Linked DNA regions of Mus musculus: regions 1, 2, 3, 4 and 6 are each linked to region 5. A link is a loop called in an ENCODE intact Hi-C map of the cell type or tissue named here. Cell type or tissue: left cerebral cortex. All regions are shown on one strand. Region 1 holds the start of Esyt2 (extended synaptotagmin-like protein 2). Region 2 overlaps Ptprn2 (protein tyrosine phosphatase, receptor type, N polypeptide 2). Region 3 overlaps Ptprn2 (protein tyrosine phosphatase, receptor type, N polypeptide 2). Region 4 holds the start of Ncapg2 (non-SMC condensin II complex, subunit G2). Region 5 holds the start of Ptprn2 (protein tyrosine phosphatase, receptor type, N polypeptide 2). Region 6 overlaps Ptprn2 (protein tyrosine phosphatase, receptor type, N polypeptide 2).

Evidence for each region. A loop is a pair of places that touch in the nucleus more often than their neighbours do. Peaks named below come from ENCODE experiments on the same cell type or tissue, not always from the same donor. Only the 100,000 strongest peaks of a DNase experiment are listed, where the experiment ranks them.
Region 1: a loop joins it to region 5, with 7 times the contacts of the local background. A loop is called at or near these places in 2 of 42 quality-filtered maps.
Region 2: it touches region 5 in a loop (10-fold over the local background); 8 of 42 quality-filtered maps call a loop at or near these places.
Region 3: a loop joins it to region 5, with 2.7 times the contacts of the local background. A loop is called at or near these places in 7 of 42 quality-filtered maps.
Region 4: it touches region 5 in a loop (2.2-fold over the local background); 2 of 42 quality-filtered maps call a loop at or near these places.
Region 6: a loop joins it to region 5, with 2.6 times the contacts of the local background. A loop is called at or near these places in 4 of 42 quality-filtered maps.

Annotation. Positions count from the first base shown.
Region 1 is chr12:116,279,527-116,283,526 of GRCm38, forward strand. Esyt2 (extended synaptotagmin-like protein 2) reads left to right here and starts at 1,696. Exons shown (of 22, transcript NM_028731.5): 1 at 1,696-2,146. The coding sequence starts at 1,817. In left cerebral cortex, CTCF peaks have their summits at 1,074 and 1,745; DNase peaks (open chromatin) are centred at 1,603, 2,447 and 2,676; H3K4me3 peaks cover 3,062 bases; H3K27ac peaks cover 2,014 bases.
Region 2 is chr12:116,618,401-116,622,400 of GRCm38, forward strand. All of the region lies in intron 2 of Ptprn2 (protein tyrosine phosphatase, receptor type, N polypeptide 2), which reads left to right. Among named protein-coding and RNA genes, the nearest start is that of Ptprn2, 130 kb to the left of the region's middle. In left cerebral cortex, a CTCF peak has its summit at 1,754 (motif pointing left); DNase peaks (open chromatin) are centred at 416, 1,045 and 1,729; H3K27ac peaks cover 1,954 bases.
Region 3 is chr12:116,593,134-116,597,133 of GRCm38, forward strand. The region is part of intron 2 of Ptprn2 (protein tyrosine phosphatase, receptor type, N polypeptide 2); the gene reads left to right. Among named protein-coding and RNA genes, the nearest start is that of Ptprn2, 110 kb to the left of the region's middle. In left cerebral cortex, a CTCF peak has its summit at 2,280; DNase peaks (open chromatin) are centred at 1,330, 1,599, 1,983, 2,220 and 1 more place; H3K27ac peaks cover 3,471 bases.
Region 4 is chr12:116,403,462-116,407,461 of GRCm38, forward strand. Ncapg2 (non-SMC condensin II complex, subunit G2) reads left to right here and starts at 1,975. Exons shown (of 29, transcript NM_133762.4): 1 at 1,975-2,000; 2 at 2,241-2,416; 3 at 3,737-3,849. The coding sequence starts at 3,772. It overlaps D430020J02Rik (RIKEN cDNA D430020J02 gene), which reads right to left and starts at 1,700. Exons shown (of 2, transcript NR_028421.1): 1 at 1,506-1,700; 2 at 1-1,182. In left cerebral cortex, a CTCF peak has its summit at 1,988; DNase peaks (open chromatin) are centred at 1,077 and 1,787; H3K4me3 peaks cover 1,545 bases; H3K27ac peaks cover 587 bases.
Region 5 is chr12:116,483,845-116,487,844 of GRCm38, forward strand. Ptprn2 (protein tyrosine phosphatase, receptor type, N polypeptide 2) reads left to right here and starts at 1,876. Exons shown (of 23, transcript NM_011215.2): 1 at 1,876-2,129. The coding sequence starts at 2,021. In left cerebral cortex, no CTCF peak of the experiment used is centred here; DNase peaks (open chromatin) are centred at 1,876, 2,134 and 2,484; H3K4me3 peaks cover 2,292 bases; H3K27ac peaks cover 1,275 bases.
Region 6 is chr12:116,582,318-116,586,317 of GRCm38, forward strand. The region is part of intron 2 of Ptprn2 (protein tyrosine phosphatase, receptor type, N polypeptide 2); the gene reads left to right. Among named protein-coding and RNA genes, the nearest start is that of Ptprn2, 99 kb to the left of the region's middle. In left cerebral cortex, a CTCF peak has its summit at 1,677 (motif pointing right); DNase peaks (open chromatin) are centred at 1,218 and 2,914; H3K27ac peaks cover 2,351 bases.

The DNA.
Region 1 (4,000 bases), 200 kb before region 5:
ATGGAGTCTCCCCACAGCAATAGCACTCTATGACACTTTGCTTGGTTTATTGCCCTTTGTCGAGCAGACTACTGCTCTCTTTCAAACATGGCATGTCTCTGAAATGCTGTAATACATATTCACACATACTCACGGGAAAATCTTCCACAGGTGACTTTGCATTTATTTATTTATTTGCATTTATTTGTTCATTCAGAACTTACTACATAAACCAAGGCATTTATTTTTTCAAATACATTGGTGAATCAAAAACATCAGGTTGCAGAAAAGTGGGAACTTTGTTTTCTGTAGGTTTCAGATACTGATGACACTGGTAGCTTTGTGTTGGTGCAAGGTAGTGGTGGGTTAATATTTGAATCACAAGGATTGTGGCATAAAATCAGACACAAGAGATGGGCAATGAATGGCTACTAATGGAACAAAGTATGACCCAGGATAACTTGGCTCTGAATCTGCAACATTCCACAATCATAGTCGTGGAATTATCCTCCTGGAAAATTTTCTTAAAAATTATGCCTCTGTGTGTGTGTGTGTGTGTGTGTGTGTGTGTACAGGCGATTGTGAAGACCAGAGGTATTAGATCCCATGGAGCTTTAGATACAGGTGCATGTGAACAGCCAGATGTGGATTTTGGGAATTGACTCAGGAATTGGGTTCTCAGGTGCTGGGCCATCTCTCCAGCTCCTCTTTAGCAAACTTTAAAGCAGATGTCTTTTTTTCTCTTCTCTTCCCTTTCCTTACTTCCCTTTTTTCCTTTTTCTTTTTTGCAAGCTTCACATATGTCCCCTCAGATGTCCCCTAAGAGTTTGGCCTTGACGGGGGTAGGGGGTGGTGGACCCTGGCTGCCTTTTTTTTTTTTTTTTTTTTTTTTAAATCTTCATGACAACTGTGCTTTCCTAAGCTCACTGGGGCCATTTTGTTTGGGAAGTCAGACCTGAAGGAGTACTAGACCCAGAGGCGCCACCACACAGTAAGGCCTCAAGGTAAATTTTACTGCAGCAGGCGCAAAGTTCTCATTCCACAGAGGCAGGCCCAGGAGCCATCCTCTCACCCTAGGAACCTGCAAGTTCAAGTTCTCCGCCAGGGAGCTAGGACAGGCAAGAGGTTGGCTGACGAACGCCGAGCTCTCCGCTAAGCTGGAAAGGACTCAGCCCGCTAGCCTTCCCACTAGTCAGGGCCATTGCTCCCTTCCAACACCCGCGGAAGCCACACCTCCCTCTCCGGCCGTCCCTGCGAGCCAAGTCCGGGTGTGTCCCCCTGGCGCGGCGCCCACCCTCCGAGGGCGCAGACCGAACCGCCCTCACAGGTTAGGGGCGGGGCCTGCCTGGCGTGATGGCTTCGCCTGCAGCCCCTTCTTGGTGTAACGACCGGAGAGTAGCAGCACAGCAACCCCAGCGCAGAGGCGGGTCCGACCGCGCGATGACACCAGGCACAGACCATTCGCCGCCGGGGGATCTTTCCTGAGGGCGCGGACGAGGGAGCGGGATCCGGTTGGCGACTGACACGTCGCCCCGCCCTAGATTCTTTCAGGGTCGGCTGTCTCTGAACAGTGGATCCCAGTGAGGAAGAGTCGGGCGCATGCTGATTGCGTCACCAAACCACGCACTCAGCCCGAGCAAGCCCCTCTCTGGGAGAGGCCTCGGTGGGGGAGGGCCCTGCGCACTGTGATGACGGCAAGTCCCGCCCGTTTGAGGAGTGGAGCGGTGGAGCCCGCGGTCCCCCTCAGTGGGGCGCTGGCGCGCGGGCTAGAGCGACCTGCGGTCCGTGGGAGAGCCGCGCCCGCCTCGGCAGGGAGGAGTGCTCAGCGCGGCTGGAGATGAGTAGCGCGGGGGGCGAGGGGCCGGAGGCCGGTCCTGGCCGGGCTGGGGGCCGCTCCGAGCCCGAGGCCCCGGGCAGCGCTCTGAGTGTGGACTTGCCGGGGCTGCTGGGGCAGCTGGCGCGCAGCTTCGCGCTGCTGCTGCCGGTGTACGCCCTGGGCTACCTGGGGCTGAGCTTCAGTTGGGTGCTGCTGGCGCTCGGGCTGCTCGCCTGGTGCCGCCGGAGCCGCGGCCTCAAGGCCAGCCGCCTGTGCCGCGCGCTGGCGCTGTTGGAGGACGAGGAGCAAGCTGTGCGCCTGGGAGTGCGCGCCTGCGACCTGCCCGCCTGGGTGAGTGTTGCCCCCCCAGACCTGAGCGGAGTCAGGTCCGCACCACCCTTCTCCCCTTCTCAGTGACGGGTGGGGAACTCAAGCCCCAGCCCGAGTGAAGTGTCAGCCACCGCTTGTTCCGAATCTCCGTCCGATCCGGGATCCGCACAACCAGGATCCCGGACCGAGTCAGGTGTGCGACCTTACTGCTGTCTGCCTCTCCTGCTGTAAACTGCTGTCTGCTGTCAGCACTCTGCCCACCTGCTTTCCTCGGGAGTTCTGGCCACTGTGGCCCACCCCGGCTCTGAGCGACGGTCTGCGTCCGAGTCTCACTTGTGTCAGCGCACCGCCTCCCCCACCTAAGTCAGGTGTCCTTATTGCTGTCCCCACCCTCATCCTGGGCGAGGTGTCCTGGTCATTATCTGCTCCGAGAGTGTCCGCTCTCAGTCCTCTTCCTGGCTTTCAGTCCTCCTCGCCCATCGCTAGCAAAGTGCGCAGGTAGTGAATACTTCCTAACTTGGCAGAACTGGTCATTGTTAGTTGCTGGGCCTCTTCCTCCTCTCATGCTGGCAGTGACTACCGCCCAGAAGCACACTTGGTGGGCGATGAGATCTCAGTTGTCCAGAGCGATTCTGTAAACCTTTTGCAAGCATGGCGCTGCAGGCCTGGAACCGTCCAGATTCTCCTTTCTGATTTAAAAAGTAGTGACAGCCAATATGGGGAGAAGTTAATTAAAAAAATCAGGAAGACTCATTCATTTCTTAGTTGTGTCTAACACGATTGAAGTGTTCCTGAAAAGCTTATGTTAGAAGAATTGAAATGTTTGTTTCATTGTTTAAAATACCAGAGGGAAGACTAGGCACTTTGATATGATCATTTAATATCCAGGATCTAACATATATAGAGGGAGATTTTGAAAGTGTTAACAGTAATGATAAGTTATGGTATTGATTATTTTTTCCTAAAATTGCTTTTTACTTATTGAGTATTTGAACCTATTGGAGAAGGCATTATCATCTTTTTCTCTTCACTGTCTTTCTTAGCAAAGAGTTAGTGTCATAGTTTCAGATAGAAGGAAATAGTGCATATTTTAAGATAAATGTTGCACAATGTTAGGCTTGATGTAAATGTCTGTGGAAGTAGGTAGTGGTAAGTTTTGAAAGGTAGAAAGAAGGAATTTAAATGGAGAAAGAACTTGGAGAATGTTCCTCCTTTCCAGCTAGGAAACACCTGTGAAATATGGCATGGACTATGTGGAACAAGTATCAAAAAACAAGAATTAAAGAGGAAGAGTTCCCTAAACCAAGAGGAACATAATAGGTAGCGCTTCGTGATGACAGTTAACAACTGAAGTTAGAACTGTAATGGTGAAGCACTTTTGAAACTTAAAAGACCTGCAGATACATAGTGAATGTATAGGACAGGAGTGTTTTGGAAAATGAAAGTAACTGATATGAGATACCATTTAGCTAGCAGTAAAGGAATATAAAAAAACAGGAAGTTAGAGTAGCTAAGGTGAGAACAAACAAGAAACAGTGGTATACTGTAGAATGCAGTAGTGGTGTCTTGTGTTTCTGCCACACTAAATTAAATGCTGCCAGAAAGCTGGTTAAAAACTAGTAGTTAAATGACCAATAAACAACATAAGTAAGACTGAAGTCTTCAGGAGCAGGGTGGTGCTGACTTCCAAAAATACTTAATTATTGAGCAACTGATATAAACTAGCTTTTAAAACACTGTTTGCAAAGTGCAAATGTTTTCACAAAGGAAATAAAATACAGTTGCTGCCATAATGAGCCAAAATTTTAATGGAATAAAAAGATAATTGGTCAGTTTTCTTGTTTTTATTTTTGTTTCTAATTGTTTTTTGTTTTT
Region 2 (4,000 bases), 130 kb after region 5:
CCAGCATTTGGACAGGAACTTTGATGGAAGAAATCCAAATGACTGAGGAGCAGCTAAAATGGCACTTGACTTAATTATAAAATTAGCTGTGTGAGGTCCCTGGACCCACTATATGAGTGGACCTAGGCTTGCCTGTTCCAGCTGCTTCTGGGGACATGGAATCAAGAACGACACACTCGTGGAGGACACATGGTATCCAAGAACGACAGAAGCCAAGAGTTGGGAGGAGGTCTGGGTGTGAGTGATCCTGAGCCTAAATATGATCCAGTGTCCCTAGGTGATGTGTGTGCTGCAGGAACGTCTGACATGTTCTGCATGACTCGCGGTCTTATATGCATGGCCCAGAGACAACCAAAGTTTGTATAAAGCGATTCTAACAGTTAGTTAATCCTCACCACTTACTCCCACTCAGAGTGTGGGACTTTCGAGTTGTTCCAACAGGGCATATTTGAGACCCAGGAACTGTTGTCAAAGAGGTTTTTGGAGCCTGAGCCACTGCTGGACATGTTGTAAGCTCCTTTGGAAGTTTTCTGTTTCAGGACCACATTTTTCGAGCTCAAGAGAGGTTGTATAACTTCCATTCAATTTGATAAAATCAAATTTGTTCCTTCAGTTTAGGGTGAGAGGGGAGATGAGGTAGATGAGACGACTGTCACCATCTTCAGCAGGTCTGACAACGCAATCCATTCTTCTTGTTTGGGGGTTTGGACAGGTTCTTTTGGACAACAAGCAGCTGAGCCTAGCTCTGTGCATCTCCTCTGCTGTGAAAGATTGTGAGCCCACCCTATAGCTCTGGAGTGGAGATGAATCCTAGGGGTGAACCACTGTCCCTTCATATCCCAGAGCCGAATGTCCTCACTATGGAGTTATGGACAGGTGTTTCTATCCCAGTGCTGTGGTAGAAGGAGCGATTCCAGTGTCCCCTCCTCTTCTCTCTCTCTACTCCCACCATCTCCTAAAAATAAATCCTTTTAAAATGACTTTGTCACTGTGCAAATGACAGGTAGAACACTGCATGTTTTACTGGCTGGAACCAGCTCCAGGTGAGTCTGCTTAGCTAAACCGAGGCTGGATTGTTTCTAGAGAGGCCCCGGGGACATTTTCTTTTCTGACTCTGCAGTCCAGGAAACACTGCTGTCCATCCAGGCTAGCTCAATTAGAAAGCTTCCAGCTAGAGCAGGAAATGCTGGAATTTCTTGGAAGACAGAAGGGCATTGCTCCTTGTCTTGGGGAGGCCCAGGCCTAGGGCTGGGTACTTTTTGTATGTAGGACACTTGTGTCATGCAAACAGTTGTAGCTGCAGATACTCAAGGATTTCTTGGCTTTGGGCAGGGAGCAGTGGTTGGTATGGAGTCTGAGAAAGGAAGGGGCTATGGCTGGATAAAGCCCTCCCCAGCCATCTTATGGTTGTCTGAATTGTATTTGGTGAGTTTCTTCCCCTTTGCTCATTCCCAAGCCTTGGCCTTTCTAGCCATCATGGCTCTCATCGCTGTAGCATACGCAGTACCAGAGAGGCACCCACCTGACTCTGGACTTCTTTGCAGTTTGCTAGCTTCTGAGAGGTTGGGTGTCACGTTGCAGAAGACCATTGCAAGTGGATTGTCTTAGTCTCAGAAAGTACTGGACTCTTGCTTCCTTATCAGGTAGATTCTCCCTTGTGGCTAGAGAAGGTTGGTGCTGCTGCAGCACATGGAGACCGAAAACAACTTTCTCTTTGGAATCAGCCAGAGCTGGGTCTTAGGCGCCCTCTGCAGGACAGTTTTGGGGAAACAGGATGAGAAATAACTTCCCTCTTTCTGGTGATGGAAGGGTCCACACTAAATTGTATTTTCTAATTAAAAAGTATCTCATGGTCATTGTAACATTCTATAAAATATATGTATTCCGGATATGGCACACACACTCTCTCTTTCTTCTCCTATTGGAGAAACAATTTTCAAATTACTCCCTAGAGACTGGTACCTAGGCCCTGGGTACCGTGACATCTGTATTTGACTCTGCCCATGTGATGCATCCACAGAGAGTGGCTCTGGAGAAAATGGCCTTGGCCAGGCCACAAGCTATCTGTGCTTGACTTCTTGCTCAGAGGGAAGTAGCCATTCTGACGGGGCCATGTGAGGTCCTTCTGTGATCCCTCTAGAGTTGGTGTATAGCTCGGTGGGGTGCTTCAGGGTAGGTAAGAACTACCTCCCCATTCACCCCCTGCTTTGTGGAAGCCTCCTTCTCTCTAGAAGTGACCCATGGTTGCTGGTCCTGTGGAGATGTCCCTCAGCAGTGGCTGGAGTCTGGGATCTGGGCTTTAGCTTGCCTTTCTGTGAAGTTCTGTGCTATCTGTGAGTGGGAAGGTTAGAGGCATGAAGCTGGGCAGATCTGGGTTTAGGCTTTTCTCAAGATAGGAGCACCTGATAATTCTCACCAAACTTGAGAGAAATGAAACCTAATAAGAAAATGAATACTTTTCTTGACCTATTAAACCAATTTGGTGGCAGTTGGAACTAAGGGTACCTTAGACATGTTGTCTATTGCTGTTACAAACACCATGACCATAGCAACTTGGGAAGGACAATGTTTATTTGGCTTCCATATCACAGTCTATCATCAAGTAAATCAGGGCAGCAAGTCACAGAAGGAACCCAGAGGTAGGAACCGAAGCAGAAGCCATGGACACATAGGCTTGTTCCTAGTGGCTTGTTTAGACAGCTTTCTTACACTGTCCAGGACATCTGCCCATAGGTGACACCACCCCACCCACGGTGAGCTCACTAGTTGCATTATAAATCCATCAAGGGATTGATGCAAACAGTCAAGTTACACAGGATCTCATCCTCTCAGGGAAGTTCCCACCAATGTCTCCAGAGGTGAGGTCCATAAATCTCACAGGCCCTTCTCAGTCCAGTCAGGCTGATCTCCAAGATTCAACATTGATGTCAACGCTTGTACTTCGGAAGACCTGTTCCATAGCTTTTTTTGAGGTTAAACAAACAAACAAACAAACAAACAAAAAACCACCAAAAGTTGACATTTGTCAGCCTTGTGTGGACTAACCTCAGAGACGCTATAAAATACCCGACCTTTGAACATTACAGTAAAACAAGCAGAAGTCACAGTCACAGAGAAAATTGTCAGTGTTTGCACAGGAGGGTGCATTATGCTCAGGTAAGGCTGCCAGCGTGGAAACTGTGGAGATCAGAGACCAGAGGTGGCTCTCCCTCCCGATGTGGTGTAAGGGAATACGTGACAAGCACAGAGAAGAAGTACAGGTATATCCAGGCAAGTAGACCCCAGGTCCTCGGGAGATGTCATCAGCAGATACCTTTTTCTGAGATTACCAGAATCATCCTGGCAGGAAAAATCCCCCCACCCCCAGCCCCCAGAGATGCAGGAAGACCAGCCTGCCTGGCACACAGTGAGGATGGAGGGTGTGGTGCAGGTGAGTCAGCGTGCCACACACTTTGGCTTGTTTGAGATGTTTGGGGCATTACTGCAATAAACCCAAGGCTGTTCTTTATGATGCTAAGAATCCTTGACTTAAAATCTAACCTTCCAACGCAGTCTTAAGTGCCCAATAGATACAGGTAAAGTGTTGTACAGCAAATTTTTAAAACTCCCTATCTACTGATGAATAATTCCCCTCCCTCCCTCAGCCACTGACAGTCACTGTTCTTTTTGCTTCTCTGATTCTCATGGCCTTTGCTAGTCCCTTTAAGTGAGACCTGTGGTTGGCTTATCTCTGGTAGCATGGTGCCTTCCAGGCTCATCCATACAGTCACTTGTAAGAGTTTCATCTTTTAGCCAGGCGTGGTGGCGCATGCCTTTAATCCCAGCACTCGGGAGGCAGAGGCAGGCGGATTTCTGAGTTCGAGGCCAGCCTGGTCTATAAAGTGAGTTCCAGGACAGCCAGGGCTACACAGAGAAACCCCCGACTTGAGGGAAAAAAAAAAGAGTTTCATCTTCTTTAAAGATTCAGTCATATTCTAGTCTGTGGATGTGCCAGCATTAA
Region 3 (4,000 bases), 110 kb after region 5:
CACCTGTCTCCTATAAGCCAACCACCTCTTTCCCTGACCAGCCTGGAGAGTCAGGATGTAGTCAGGCACTTCTGTCTCTGACAGGCCTGTCTCTGTCTGAGCAGTTAGTATTGGCTGAGGTGAGCAGAGCAGCCTGCCTAGGACTGCTTATTTTCTGCCTTTAGGAAGGCTCTTCTGCAGGGGTAGAGCATCATGTCTGTTCCCAGGCACACAGGCAGAGTGAATGTAGAGGAGATAGGTTGTGGGATTTCAGAGATTTCTGCTAGTCTGTCACCTCTGTGGTGAATCTGGCATCCTGCGTAAGGTGCTTCTTGGTATTCTCTTACTAACAGGAGAGGCAGCAAGGACCAACTTTATAAAAAGAAAGTGTCCACCTATAGTACCCCGGAGCTCTTGACTCTAGCTGCATATGTATCAAAAGATGGCCTAGTCGGCCATCACTGGAAAGAGAGGCCCATTGGACACACAAACTTTATATGCCCCAGAACAGGGGAACGCCAGGGCCAAAAAGGGGGAGTGGGCGGGTAGGGGAGTGGGGGTGGGTGGGTATGGGGGACTTTTGGTATAGCATTGGAAATGTAAATGAGCTAAATACCTAATAAAAAATGGAAAGGAAAAAAAAAAAAGACTGCAGTTAAGACCCAGGATTAAACCTCTAGCGATAAAAAAAAAAAAAAAAAAAAAAAAAGAAAGTGTCCGTCATCAACATTTTCTCCCTCGGGTTTATCATGGACAACTTAAAAAACAAACTATGCAAATATGTCTATGCCCTCATGCAAAGAGAAACTGTCTGCTGTGTGCCCTGGCAGACGTCTTTTGTGCACATGATTGTACGTGATGTCAGGCACCACTTCCTGGTATGTGCTGTTACAGATCTGGGTGCACTCATTGGTCCCTGGGGTGTGCTCCCCAATAGAAACCCGAAGAGCCCAGGTGTGAGACATAAAGAGTATAGTAGCTCTGGTGTGATCACTAGACTGTTTCACTCCCGAATTCCAATTAATCAAACCCAAAAAGGATGGAAATTAATTACTGAGTTAAACCATGTGAGGCTAAGTCTAATTTGGCATATTAACTGGAAAAGCTCTTTAATTCTGTGCCTTGGCATTAATGCCTAGATATGAATTGTGGTAGATTCAGCTCCTTCTAAAACGTCCATGCCTCATCCCACATACTCTGGTGGCGAGGATGGCCTGGGCCACTTGGCTCTGAAGACTGTGTTTCTCCTCTTTCAAGGATGTCTTGTCAGGAGTTTGCTGGGTGGGTGGGTGGGTGGGGAAGTAGAGGGAATGCGACCACGTTCACACCCCCTCTGCTCTTCCTTGTCAGTATTTATAGCTCCGTGCTGAGGAAGCCATGCTGCACAGCGGCATGTTTTATCATTCTCCAGGGTGGCTGGCAGCATCACCATAGAGTGAAGCAGATTGCCCTGCAGAAGCAGGGTTGCACTCTCTGCTGGGTTGCACTCTCTGCTGGGTCGCACTCTCTGCTGCTGCCTGCCAGGCTGTCCAGACCACTGAGAGCACACAGCGTTCACGGAGCACGTACTCACCCCACCTCCCTGCAACTCCAGTGCCACGAGTCTTTGTGAAACTGCATTTCCTTATACATTCTGGGCTGGCAGTTGGTGGGTTGTGAGCAGTGGAGGACAGTACTTCCTGTGTTGGCACTGTTGTGTCACAGTGACCTCACTGGTGACTTTGCGACAAAAATGACAAACACCAGAGAGATGGTGAATTTCATTGTTCTAAAATGGAGGCTCATCCAGGTTCTACATGCAGCCTAAGTCTTAGGAATTCAAGATCTTTCCTAAGCTGGGTATTAGGGACAGAAGTCTGAACACCAGGCCCAGGCGTCTGTGCAATGAGCCCTTGGTTGGTGTCCGATCCCCAAAACTCTTCCGTTGACTGTCTTACCAACACCGTTTCAGACTGTAATGCAGTTTTGTAGGCTCGGTTCCCAGAAACACCACCACATGGTATATGCATTCAACTTGGATTTTCACATTGCAGTTGCTATTTGCAATACAATTCACACTATACAGCTATTTGGATCTCATACCCGGAAGAAGTCAGAGAAATTGTTAGGAGAGGTATGCAATTGATTTTCGTCAACTGGACATGGCTGTAGACATATTTGGGAAGAGAAAATCTCAGTTGTGGAATTAGATGGCCTGTGGGCATGTCTGTGGGAGACTATCTTGACTGCTAATTGATGTAGGAAGGCCAAGTCTATTCTGGGTGGTGTCACCCTTCCTTGGCAGGTAGCCTGTGCTGTATAAAATAGGTGGCTGAGTAAGCTAGGGGGAGCAAGCCAGTAAGTAGTATTCCTTCATGGTTTCTGATCTACATTCCTGCCTTGGCTTTCCCTAGTGATGGGCTGCATCCTGTGAGACATAGAAACTCTTTCCTTGCCCAGCTGTCTTTGGGTGGACTTTTAAACACAGCAACAAAAAGCAAACTCAGGCAGAGTTGGTATCAGAGATGGGATACTGCAAAGAAAAGCATAGCTGTGTTGCTTCATGGGAGGATTGTAGAAGCATTTTGGTCTTTGGTCTGGAAAAACCATTGAGTGCTGAGAGCTTAATGGGGTACTTATAGAAGCTTGTAAGGTAAAATGCTGAGGAAAAAGCAAGCCAGTACATGCATGCGCAACCCCAGCCATCCCCTAGCCATCCTCAGAGTGTGGGATGACAGACAAGCTGCCTTGGGAAGGTTCAGAGAGAGTCTTCAGAGAGAGTCTGAGAGCCTCTCAAAGGCTCTTTCAAGGTGTCCACATGACATTTTGTATTAAGAATCTGAGGAAGTGAAACTCGCGCTTCACAGAGGCAATAGATACTGGTTAGCTGGGGCTGAAGAATCAGCTGTGGTTAGTAAAAGACCAGCATCCGTTAGGTAAAATCTTCTGGGAAGTGTTTCTCCAGGGTCAGCACATAGGACCTGTGATCTGCTATGGGAGATGATAAGGCTGCCCATCAAGCTGGTAGCAGAACTTGGCAAGTATGTGTAAGAGTCTCCCATGTGTATTGGTTTTGAAGGCATGAAGGTGTCATGAGGACCAGGTTGAGGTTTAGCACCGTGTGGCAGAGTTGGGGTTTTGCTGAAGAGGGGCTGGGAGAGAACATCAGATCAGTGAGGGTACAGCCTCAGTAGTAGTAGAAACCCCAGCATTGAAGGGGTCATGGAGAAAAGCTGAAGTTTGGCAAAATGTGGTCGAGTCAAAGTCCTTAAAGAAGCCAGGGGAGGCCACAGGAGATGGTGTAACCTTGGTGGCAGTGGAGACTCCAGAATGTTGGAGATACCAGAATTGTGGGCTGACCACCAAGGATAGCAGCAGGTGTGTAGTAGAGCCACCTTGAACCTACAAAACAAGTTGTGTGTGTGTGTGCTTGCGTGCATGTGCACACATGTGTATGTGTGTCCGTGTGTCTATTTGTGTGCATGTGTGTTGTTGCATGTGTGTGTGAGCGTGTATGGATGTGTATGTGTGTATTTATGTGCACAACGTGCACATGTGTGTGCATGTATTTGTGCCTGTGTATGTGTGTCCGTGTGTGTGAGCATGTACACACATGTGTGTGTATGCATGCATGAATGTGTATGTATATGCGTGTGTGTGTGTGTGTGTGTACGAGTGTGTGTGGTGGATGGCAGAGCCAGAGAAAAGAGACTGCCCAAGCCCTTTGGAGCCCAGAAGGTCATTAGTGAGTTGGGGTGTCTTTGACAAAGGTCAAAGCCAGGGAGTGCCATCCAGTAAGCAATATTCCTTCATGGTTTCTGCCTCAAGCTCCTCTCTTGGCTCCCTCTGAAGTCAGAACCTTCAAGTCAGATAAATCTTTTTCTCCCTGAGCTGTTTGGTCAGTGTTTTATCACAGCGGTGCAAAACCAGCTAGGATGAGGTGAGCCCAGATAAGCCTGCACCCACTCTTCTCTCCACGCTTGACTGCGGCTGTGACGTCAGTAGCTAGAAGCTCCTTCCTCCTTGGCTTCCCTGCCATGAG
Region 4 (4,000 bases), 80 kb before region 5:
AGTTTTATTATAAATCCTCATCTGAGCAATTCCCTCATAATAAGGGGGGCTAGAGGCATAGCACAGCCAGCAAGACCGAGTAATGTTGGGATCAGTACGATTGAGGACCAGGAATGCCCCTTGTATTAGGCTAAATAGGCGATTCTTGGTATCTGGGGGCATGGGAGTGGTTGGAACCCGATCCAAGGAAGGAGTGTGAGCCTTGGTCGGATAGTCTGATGGAGACCCAGGGATGGTAGGCCTGGGAAGCAGTAACGAAGGCTTTTCAACTAGAACAGGGTTAGGTCCTACTGGTTGGGTCGGGGGCTACTGAGGCTCAAACGAACCATGACTGATGACCCAGGCTTTCCACTATAGTCATAAAAAACTAATCCCCACCGCATGCCCCTTATCCATGCCTTGATGTCATATTTTTTTCCTGTGTCTGTAAATTTGATCAGTACTCTGTCTAAATCATCGGGGCGACAGTCAGCCCTTTTATACAGTTCCATTACGGTGTGCTTTCCAGGCCCTGAGTTCTGAAAAGAGAACTCAGCCCTGTCAGGAACATGACCACTAGCCCATTTCCAATCACCATCGTTGGAAGTAACACAATTCCATTGGCCACAATAATAGGAGGCTGACCCTCCGCATAAGGACCACTTGCTGTGCTCTGGGCAGCAGTAGAATCCATAGCTTCTTACTAGATTAGGGGGAGTGCTTCTAGCAGCTGGAATTATCTGTTTGAGGCAGAAGGCTAGGTCTGGCCACCATGTCCCTGGCGGCGCTGTTTTGGAGGTGGTAAACAAGACCTGATCCGAATCAGGACCGAGAACTTGCCAAGTTAGAGTCAGAGGCTGGTGTGGGTTGTGGTTCTTTAGGCCCAGGGTGACTCCTGTGACCCAAGCGAAGCTTAAGAGGATTGTCAGTGGCTGCCACCATCCAGTTGTCTTCATCTTGGCTGGGTGCCTTTTTGACGTGGGAGGCATGGATCCAAGCAGCGATCCCGTCTACTTTTACTGCCGTGGGGGTGGTCAACAGCACCAGATACGGTCCTTTCCACCGGGGCTCAAGCGTGCCAGTGCGATGTCGTCTGACCAAGACTGAGTCTCCAACCTGGAACCCGTGAGGCACTGCTATGGTTCCCGGAGTGTAGGCTTCTCTGATCTGGTTGCAGATCTGTGTTTTAACAACCTCTAGGGCCTTTAGGTGAGCAAAAAGAGCAGAGGGTGAGGATGAGTCAGTGCCAAGATCCAATATCCCACCTGACTCAGTTAAGGGAGGCGGTCCCCCAAAGAGAATCTCATAAGGGGTAAGACCGAAATGTCCAGGAGTGTTTCGGACCCTGAGGAGCGCAAAGGGAAGGAGAGTCACCCAGTCCTTTCCGCCGGTCTCCATGACTAATTTAGTAAGGGTCTCTTTTAAAGTCCTACTCATTCTTTCTACCTGTCCTGAGCTCTGGGGCCTATAAGCACACTTAGAAACTTCCAATTAGTCCCCAATTGTGTGGCCAATTCCTGACTTACCTGGGCAACAAATGCGGGCCCATTGTCTGAGCCGATTACCTTAGGGATCCCGAACCGAGGCAGGATTTCTTCAAGAATCTTCTTGGTTACCACTTGAGCAGTCTCGGACTTGCTCTCCCTCCTCCGTCTGATATCAGCGTGACGTCTCACCGAGCAGCTGGCAAGGAACACAGAAGCAACAGCAGCGCTCCCAAGGAAGGTGGGTGTGTGTGGGCGGAGGGCGGGAAACACAGCCAGCAGCTCTGCGCCTGCGCATCCCGTGAGCGCGCTAAAGAGACTCCCGCCAGAGGCTCTGAGTCACGCCCAGGAGGCGGTGCTTGGGCCTTGGGGGCGGAGCCTGGCTGCAGAGCTGTGGGGGATATGGGCGTGGCCGGGACGGCGTCAGATCTCGTGAGAGCGGCGACTGGTGACGGGGTGGAGGGCGGGAGCGTCCGGGGTATACGCGGGTGTGTTTGAATCTGGTCCGAGCGCGGGAAACTATGGGTCTGTGGTGAGGTGAGCGCCGCGCGGTGAGTTGGGTGGGAGGTGAGTAGGACTCGGCGGCCGGCGACCGCGGCTGGGCGGCGGACACCGTCGCGGGTCTCACGTCCGCGGCCGCCATCGGTTTCGAGCGCTTGTGGAGCGGGAGGTGCTGCGGGAGGGCAGAGCGGGATCCCCCGGCTGACTGGGAAGGATCCCAGACCGAGAAGCGGGGCTCGCCAGGGAGGATCTCAGCCTGGAACCCGGGTTCACTAGGTAGGACCTCAGACTAGGACGACCCCGGGAGAGGGCCCGAGTGTGACTGGCGAGGACTCCGGAAAATGACCTGCGCACAGTAGGGAGGCTCTCAGGCAAGGACCTGATGCAGACTACGGAGGACCGGGGACGCAGACCTGAGTCTGACTAGAGAAGACCCCTGAGAAGGAGCCTGGGTGAGTAGGTAGTACCAAAGACCTGCACCCGGGTTGACTAGCGAGAACCCCAGCCCTGACCAGAGAATGACATGGAAGATCCTGGCACGGGGCTGGGGAGCTGACTAGGGAGGACAGCAGTGTTGACACTTAACTGGGGCCTGACGTGGTGGTGAAGACGCTGGATTTATTCTTGCACTGACATAAGGGAGGAACCCGAACCTATACCTAGGACTGATCTAGGGAGCAACTTAGTTATGAACTAAGGAAAGAGAAAAATCAAGATACGGAGTCACGGTTTGTAAGTAGCATATGTAGACATTATATGGCATACTAAGTTGCCAAAGACATGTACTTAAGTAAACAAAGTGACCATAATTAGTAAAGTGGTGATACTGGCAACCCACCTTTCCCTCTCCATTTTATTCATCACAAAAAAGTTATGGTTCACAATTCAGCCATTTGAATCGGGGAATGAAGTGGCTATATTTAAAATTTACTAATATGAGGAGTTGTCAAATTGAGGTTATTTTCTACTTTTATTCAATTTAGAATAGGAATGCATATTTATTGTGATTCACACTCTATAATTAATGCCAATAATTCTCCATATTGCTGTATTTCTAAAGGTATGAGAGATTTTCAAATTTATTCTTAAGATGAGAAGACCTGTTGCAAATATCATTTGTTGTAACTGTATTGTTAGGTTTTTGTTTTGAGTATGTCATCGTAGCACCAGGTGTAAAGGTAAAATAGGATGGCATTTTACCTGGGAGATCACATGTAGGAAGAAGAATGAGCAAGGTCCCCAGAGCTCTCATTATCCTGTAGGTGTGCAGAGGAGGGGAGGGTGCTGGAGTGGGGCACAGATGCACTGCCTAACAAGCTCCCAGGTGACCTCAGGGCTGTTTTTGTGGTTTTACTTCCAAGTCTCTCTCTTGAAAAACAAGAGAGAATTGTTGGGTGGGATCTTCTTGGAGGAATGGGACTTTAGAAGTGGAGTCTGCAGAATTCAGATGTGGAGATGAGCCTGACCCTATTGCATAAGTCAGGTCTTTCTTCCCAAGCCAGCATCTAAAAGGCTAAACGTAAGAGAAAGTAAGATTCCTGAGGCAGTTTTAATTTCTTGTTGCTTTCATTGTAGTTACATTGATAATTGGTGATCACATAGATGTTTTGTTTATAACATCATCAGATTTTTTTTCAGATTATTGCAGTTTTGTATCATAGTGTTATAAACTGTCTTCTGTAGTGGTATAAAGTTTCTTGAATGTTTGTATTAAATTAAAACTTACGGGACATTTTGCACATTTACGTTTTGGTCTGATTGTATCTTACTAGGGTTGTAAGGCTCCCTTAGAACAGTCACATCCGTCATGGAAAAACGTGAGGCGTTCATCCAAGCAGTATCTAAGGAGTTGGTTGAAGAGTTTCTGCAGTTTCTTCAACTTGATGTAAGTTATGTGTTTTACTTTTATTGTAGTTTGACCCTGGATGTTCTAAAATCGTGTCACCGAGTAAAATACAGTTCTCTCAATGAATGTTTATTTTTAAAAAGCTAGGTAAATTCTTTAGAATGAAATGGGGCTGAGTTAAAAAGTAGAA
Region 5 (4,000 bases):
AACTCCTCTGGGTCTCCCTGGTGCCTTACTTACTTGCCGATGGTTGTGACAGCTGGTGTGGGCTCTACAAGTCCCTGGGTCACTGCCAGTGTGATCAGATCTGACTTTGTAGAGAGCTGACCCTTCTACATTGGAGCTATAGCGACCCTCACTAAGGGTGGATGGGAGGTTACTTAGCTGTTCCTCTGTACTCGAGAAACTGTGTTAGGGCAAGCTGATAAAGCCTTCTCCTGAAAACTCACCAAACAGCCCTTGATATCTGAATACCACTGTCATGAAGAACCTAGCCTTCTGTGTGTTTTCTTTTCCTGTTGTTCTTGTCCCCAGAGTCATGACATGACTGTTAGGATATCAGAGGACATATCTGCCCACCCAGGCAGTCCCCTGCTACTCCATTCATCCTTACCCCCCCCCACACACACACATATACCCCTGAGCTCATCCATGTTTCGGCATCAGGGATCAAGGATATTCTAGACGAGCTGAGGATGGCACTTGAAGCAGTTCTTGGAGTTTGCAAGAGAATCGGTGTCATTGATGTCTGCTTAAGGGTCTTACACCGTTTGGGGGTGTAGTGTTCTAACTGCTAATGCTACTGAAAATGGTGAACAGAGCCAAAGTGATATGAGGCTTACCATCCTTCTTCCTAACCAGACAGGCATTTTCAGGACCACAGGCAACACCTTTGTAGGGGACCCTGTTGCTGTGAAGTGTTGCGGTGGTCTTCTGGAGTAACGGCTTTTTCTACTAAGGTACATTCTCACTTCCCCAGGTTGGGGGCACAAGGTCTGAAGGAGAGACTGGGATAAAAGATTTGGAAGGCAAAATCAGGATGGGGCCCAACAAAGGCGCGAGAATAGATGTCAGAATCTTCAGGCCCAACACCTAGTTTAGTTAGTTGTAGATAGGCCGGACTGAAAGATAGCTCCGTCACTGCTGCCCCAAGCCCCAGTCAGACCAAATAGAGGCAGTCTTTCTCCAAGGGACCTTGTGGCAAGGGGCATTAAAGGGAGGGATGGAAGGAAGTGAGAGGACTGGCCAGGCAAGGGAGGGCAAACTCAGGATGGTGGTTGGGACTCCTAGCAGTGACACAATGACACGAAATGGAAAGATACTGGCTCTATGGGAGACCTGAGGGAGGAAGTGGGCTGTTCCCTTAAACGCAAGCATGCATACGTTGAGACTGTTACATTCAAAACAAACCCACTCACATATACACACACACCTCCCACAGTCTTCAGATGCCAGGGGTACCACCCCATTGAATCCTGCCTTTGTCTATGGGTCTTTTGGAAAGTGGTCTGAGAATCTGCACTTGGTCCCTCAGCACTGGCCATTCCAGGGATAGACTGGACTGTGAGCATGGAAGGCCCCCAGGTAAACATGTCTAAAATTCGGACTCGACGCCGCATGGGGTACACTCCACGGTCACTCTGACTCCTTTTGTTCTGTTTGAGGACTCCATCTGCAACTCCCACCCCATCAGCCTCCTATTCAGGCCCTGCACAAAGTTGAAGTTTTCCTCTCTTGGCCTACCTTCGAGATGCAGCTTCCAGTGGATCTATGCCTGCAGACCCCAACAGCTGCCACCACTTACTGCGGACAGTTGAGTTTAAACACTGAATAAGAGGGAGTTTGGTGTTTCAGCAGCACAACCACACTTCCAAGTGTCCTTTCTCCACGAACCGATCTGGACACTGCAGGGTGACCCTCGAAGATCCCAAGCAGAAGGGACCACAGCTTGTGGGGATAGAACCCGCTTCTCGGGAGGGGAGCGAGCACCTCCTGCCTATCCCCCGCGAGGTGGGCGTGCCTGAACGTGCATGGCTGACAGAGGGCGTGGTCATGGGCGGGGCCGGCGGCGGGGGTGGGGCCGGTGGCGCTGTCCGGTGCTGAAGCTCGGCCGGCGCCGCCGCAGGAGCGCTGAGAGCGCCGCGAAAGGAGCTGGCGCCGCCTCGCTAAGTCCCTATCGGTCCTTGCTCCCGCGCGGCCATGGACTGAGCGCCAACCGGCTGCGGGGATGGGGCCGCCGCTCCCGCTTTTGCTGCTGCTGCTGCTACCGCCGCCGCTGCCTCGCGCTCTGCCCGCCCCCGCGTCTGCCCGCGGCCGGCAGCTCCCGGGGCGCCTGGGTGAGTGAGGGGCGCGGGGATGGGAGCTGGCGCTGGGTTCTGTGTGCCCGTGCGCAGCCGCAGGGCCCGCGGGCCCGCCGTGCGTCTTCCGGTCCTCGCCAGCTACGTGGGGCGGGTCTCGCCCCCCTCCCCGCCTCAGTTTCCCTCCCCAGTGACCGACCCCACCCCCTTTGGCTATGGGCCCCTGCGTCAAGGACCTGGGACAGCTCAACCATACGGTTGTCCACGCCCCGCGTGTTTGTGCATCCCGGAGTGTCCACGCTTTGCGCGTGCCCCAAGTGTCTATGAGCCCTGCCTGCTCTCGTGTTCCCTACGTGTGTCCGTGCGCTCCGCGTGCTACCTGAAGGGCCAGGACGTGGCTTAGTGAGTGGCTGGGTCCTTCCATGGAGGCTGTCCTCTCCTGCTACCATGCGCTGCGCCTGCCTTTTCCCTCTCACGAGGCAAATCCTCGGTCTGCCGGTGAAGACTGGACCGACATTTTCCTTTCCTGACACGCGGAAGGAAAAGGAAAGGCGACAGGGAGGGAGGGCGGAACTGGTGGCCTTTCTGACATGGCACCTCCCTCCTGCTAATCTTGTCTGTTAAGGAGATTTACCACAAACCCAATGTTTGTAAGAGGCTTTGGGGCCAGAATTACAACACATAATGGACTAGAACAATCAGTATTAGAGGAGAGAGTGTGCACGCCTGTGGATGGTAGGCAGTGAGGGGTGAGCTGCAGCCTTGGCCCGAGCTCCCCTCAGGCTCCACACCTCCTTCCTCCCGCCTCTGGTCTTCAGAGGTGTTTCAACCTTGCAAAACTCAAAGAAAGGGACTGCAGAGAGGAGGGATCTTTGCTCTCCCAGCCCTTTGGCTGGCTTAGGGCTGGTTCCCTAGGCTTTCCTGGCCTCCTGATCTCTCCACACCGAGGGTCTAGTTTAGTTTGCAGGAACTACTTAGGATGGAAAGTAGGCCCTTGCCTACCACATGAGACTCCTTGAACAGGCATTTTTTTCCCCAGTCTACTTCCCCCATGACCAGCTCACAGGCCCCTTATTCCTCACTGAGTGGCTAAATGTGTCCTTTATTCAATAGGGGTGTGTGTGTGTGTGTGTGTGTGTGTGTGTTCTGGATGTGTGTGTGTGTGTGTGTGTGTGTGTGTGTGTGTGAAGCTTTTGCCTTGTTCACCCCAGATGAACCCAGAAGACTAAGATATACATTAATTTTCTCTCTCCTATTCCTTTCTTACTGGCTAGAAACTGGCCTGTTACTTCTTGGGAGAGCTGATTGCCCAGATGGCCAGATGTCACCCTTCACAGGCACAAGGCTGCAAACAGGTCAGGGAGTAGCAGGACACCAGAGGTGGCCCTACCTTATGGCAGAGCACGGGAGGAGATGCTTTCCTAGGTAGTCGATGGCTCATAGCATTTTCTCAAAACCACAAAGAAAGGGGAAGAAGGTTGGGGATGTGAGGCTGGCAAAGGTAACCCAAAGACAGAAATGTTTGGAAGTAAGTCGTCCTGGGCACCTGCCTAACACAGCAGTGTTCTCTTGACAACAACCAAAGTTGAGGCAGGTCATCAATAGGTGTGACCTGCATTGCTGATCCACCCTAAACATGGCAGAAAGTATTGTCTGATGGCTCAGCAAGGAGGGTCAGGTTAATGACTGTTCCCCTGTCCATCTTGGGGTGGGCATGCTGTCACTGACTGTGATATCATGGGTCATAAGCCAGTCTCAGGAGTGTTTGTTTTGTGGGGCAATAATACAGACCTAGCTTTTGTCAGGAATGTTTTGAAGGCAACATCTACAGCTCTCTGTTCCCCCAGGCACTTGGACTTGGCTTCTGCCATATGCACCGATCCCAGAATTCTCTCTCTCCCCTTGGGCTG
Region 6 (4,000 bases), 98 kb after region 5:
GGTGGAATGAGATAATTTATAAAGAATATGAAAAGTTAAACATAGTCAGTTTAAAAAAGAAGTCATATTAAAAAGGAGAACGCAAAGGAAATGGAAAGGGCTAGGATCGCAGCTCAGCATCAGAGACCTGCTTTAGATGTACAAGGGCCTGGGTTTGATTTTTTTCAGTACTTCAAAAACAAACAAACAAACAAACAAACACACCCACGCAAGTACCACAGCAACAAAACAAACATTAGCAGGAATCTGGGGAGCTGGAGGGGGATGTGAAATGGCTCTGTACTGTGGAGAGGCTATGGCAGCACATTAGAAGTTAGGTAAGGGTATGGTTCAGCAATCCTGCTTGTGAGCACATACCCAGAAGAACTGACTTGTGCTCGAGCATTTACCCCAAAGAACTGACAGCAAAGGCTCGGAGAAGTACGTACTCACCTGCGGGCACTACAGACTTTTCCATAATATCCCCAAAATAGAAACAGTCAGAGTTTGTCCCTTGGTGGGTCGAGAAAGGAAACCTGGTCGTGTACACAATAGGCTACCCCTGACACAGAGACACCGTGCTCAGTACAATAAGCCAACTGTAGGAAAAGGCAAATCACAATTGATAATGGTATCAGAATTTCATTTATGAGGTAAATAATTTTGTGGTTGAGGGTTGCCACAGAATGAGGAAGCGTGTTAAAGGGTTTCAGCATTAGGAAGACTGAGAGCCACTGGTCCAGGGACAGCTGTCTCTACTCCTTTTGACATGAGGGAGGGAGGCAGAACATGAAGGGGAAGAGAATACAGAGGAGCAAAGCTGTCCACCTCATGGTGGATGGGAGGCCGAAGGAGACAGGGACACAGTGCACACTTCAAAGCTGCCCCAGGAGCCATTTCCTACCAAGCCCCACATTTTTATTTCTACTGCCTCTCAGTAATACCATAAAACTATGAATTTTATGTACATTGATCAGCCCACTGATCAGGTCAGAGTCCTTGGGATCCAAACATTTCTCAATGATCAACTCTAACCTATGGGACTAGTCTTAAACTAGTCTTAAAAGTGTTTTGGGTGACATTTATGAAAACCACAATATCCCACGATCAAAAGCACTGAAAAAATGTAAACTCTGAAACAGTATTTGGTCATCAGAGGAAAAACTGAAAGTGTTCTGAGTATTTTGCCATCCTGGAGTGGGCTGCAGAAAACGGAGTTTAGATTAGTCACATGGAATTTCTCACAGTGAAGAAAATCTGCTTCAAAAGACTTGGAAGTGGGTTTCCTCCCAGAACTAGTAACTCTGAATGGTGCATGTTTAGAAACTAGATGGTATGTCCGAAAATGGGATTCCAAGAGTGTGAAACAGGTGAAGCAAATTTGTAGAGACTAAAAACCAATGCTTATGTTACATCAATGGTTCAGTAAGGTGTCCCAGGGCTCCGTGAGTCCTGAGCTGTAATCTGACGCCTAAGATCCATTCTGAGAAAATACTCCACGACCCAAAGGAATCTTTCAGCACACATAATCCTTTGCAGTGATGGCTATGTTAATTCTAGACACTCTAGTGGATATATCCTGAATATTGAAATAACAATTTTAAGAAAGGTTTATTGTTTATTTACGTAGGTATGCATGTTTTGCCTGCATGTGTATTTGTGCAATGTATTCATGCAGTGCCCACAGAGACCAGAAGAGGGCAAAGGATTCCCCTAAGACAGGAGTTACAGACAGTTGTGAGCCACTCTGTGAGTGCTGGGAACCAAACTCAAGGGCCTCTGGAAGAGCAGTCACTGCTTTTAAATGCTTTGCCAGATCTCCAGCTCCAGAGAAGGCTTTTATTTATTTTTTAATTTTATAGTTACTTTTCTTGTTGCTGTGCCCAAACAGCCAACAAGAATCAAGTAGGTGAGGAAGGGTTAAAAGTGTGTGGCTCTCCATTTAAAGTACATCATGGCATCATCATTACAGTGAGGAAGTAGGAGCATGAGGTGGCTGGTTCCCATCCCACGGAATGGAGCTGCCTGAAGTCAGGGTAGGTCTTCCTACCTCAGTTAGCCTAATCTAGAAACTCCATCACTGATGTGCCTAGAAGTCCGCTATGTAGGTGATTGTAGATCTGGTTGTTGGCAGTCAGCATTTACGATGCACTTCTGTTCTATAGACGATTCAAGTATTAGGCAGGTGTTAGAAACCAAGCATGGAGAAAGTTAACAGCACTGAGTGCAGCACTCTAAGGGGGACCCAGTTGATATGGTGACCGCTGTGTAGATGGGATGGGGAGGGCTTAAAGGCACATACCAAGCTCCGGATCCTTATCTGGGTAGTCACTGTCACTTTCCTCATATGTTTATGTGTTTCAAATATTTTCTTACAGACTTTTTTTTTTTTTAAAGATGTGGTGCTTCAAATTCCAAGAAAGGGTAATTGTGATAAAAATAATATATTAACAGGTACGTAGATGCAACCCACTCAGTGACCTTCGAGCCTGCTCCTTCTAACCACCTACCAAATACCCAAGTGTTTAACACAAAACAGTTAACAATATGTGGTTCCACTTTATGGGTGCAGAACCAGCGGGCACTTCCCTCTCAAAAGTCAGGGTATGTAAAACAAATATCCTTGTGCTCACTTTGGCAGCACACGTGTTAAAATTCGAATGGTAGAGAGAATTAGCACACCTCCTGTGCTAACATGAAGCATTCCATATTAAAAGAGAGAGAGAGAGAGAGAGAGAGAGAGAGAGAGAGAGAGAGAGAGAGAGAGAGAGAGAGAAGAAAACAGCTGCTGCCTCCTCCCACTGGCCCTATGCCACACAGGTGCTGGAAGTGCCTGGCTGCGAGTGGAGGGCGTTGGAAAATTCCATCTGAAAGGTCACACTGATTGTTGGGCCATGCCTGGCTTTTACTTCATTTGTATTCTGCTCTCAGCAAGCGGGGAGGGCCCTCAGCTGAAGAAGGTATTTACTGCAAAAGGCTGAGTGAGTCATCAAAGGAGTGTGAAGGGAGAGAGGGAACTGGAAAAAGCTATACTGGAGATTAGCACCAAAGAAGCCGTTAGCAGAGGAAGACTGGAAGTCTACCCGACCCTGACAAACAGAGCATGCACTGCACACAGCCCTAGAACCCAATGGGTGAGAGAGGATGGAGTCTATAGAAGAGAATGCCCTGCGCGATGATGCTCTTTGGGGGCTCACTAGCCCTCTTCTGTACTTCAAGTATTTTTAAATTTAATTAATTAATTAATTAATTTTCCTGAATAAGCTATTTGTAATCCAGGACTCACTTAAAAGGGCATGACCTCCCCCTGCCCCGTCTCCCCTCCTGGTGGCTGACAGGATTTCTACCGCAAGTGTACTGCATTTTTCTCTTAAATTCTAATAAAATTGCCCTGCAAGTTTCCTTTTGAGTCCGTTTCTGAATTCTTTTATTAATGAAGCCAAGAATACCCAAAGACACAAGCCATTTCCTTGGTAACAAATGTTTGTGCACTTGGGTAGAAGAAATTATTTCTTTTGTCATTGCTAATGAAAAAACACAGCTCCCACCTTGGAATAAGAGATAGTTTATTCTGGAACGTAATTTAATAATCATGACCTAGGAACACAGGTTTAAGTTACCCCGAATTCGTATATTCCAATGTGAAGACAGTTTTATAGTTTTACAGAACAAAGGCAGTCATAAATTAAGACTAGTTTAAAATACACTGGCGGTTCACATCAGTGAGGCGGTTACAGCAAGATGGGGGTGGGGAGAATGAGTCTAGAAGCCTCAGACACTATCTGAGGACATTCTTAGCTTTTGAGTGGATAGAAGCTAGTGATAACTTTAATAGATTGCAGAGATGTGTGTATTAGTCAAAGCAAGGTAACACATGGAGGTGAGCAAGGACTGGCTGATCATGGGGCTAAAGCTAGCCCATGCGTAATTAGCCCCTGGGCCTGTAAGTTTCAACCCCTTTACATCACTGCAGCTCTGATTAGCCTGTCTTTACAGACACAACTCCTTTCCAGGGATTCTT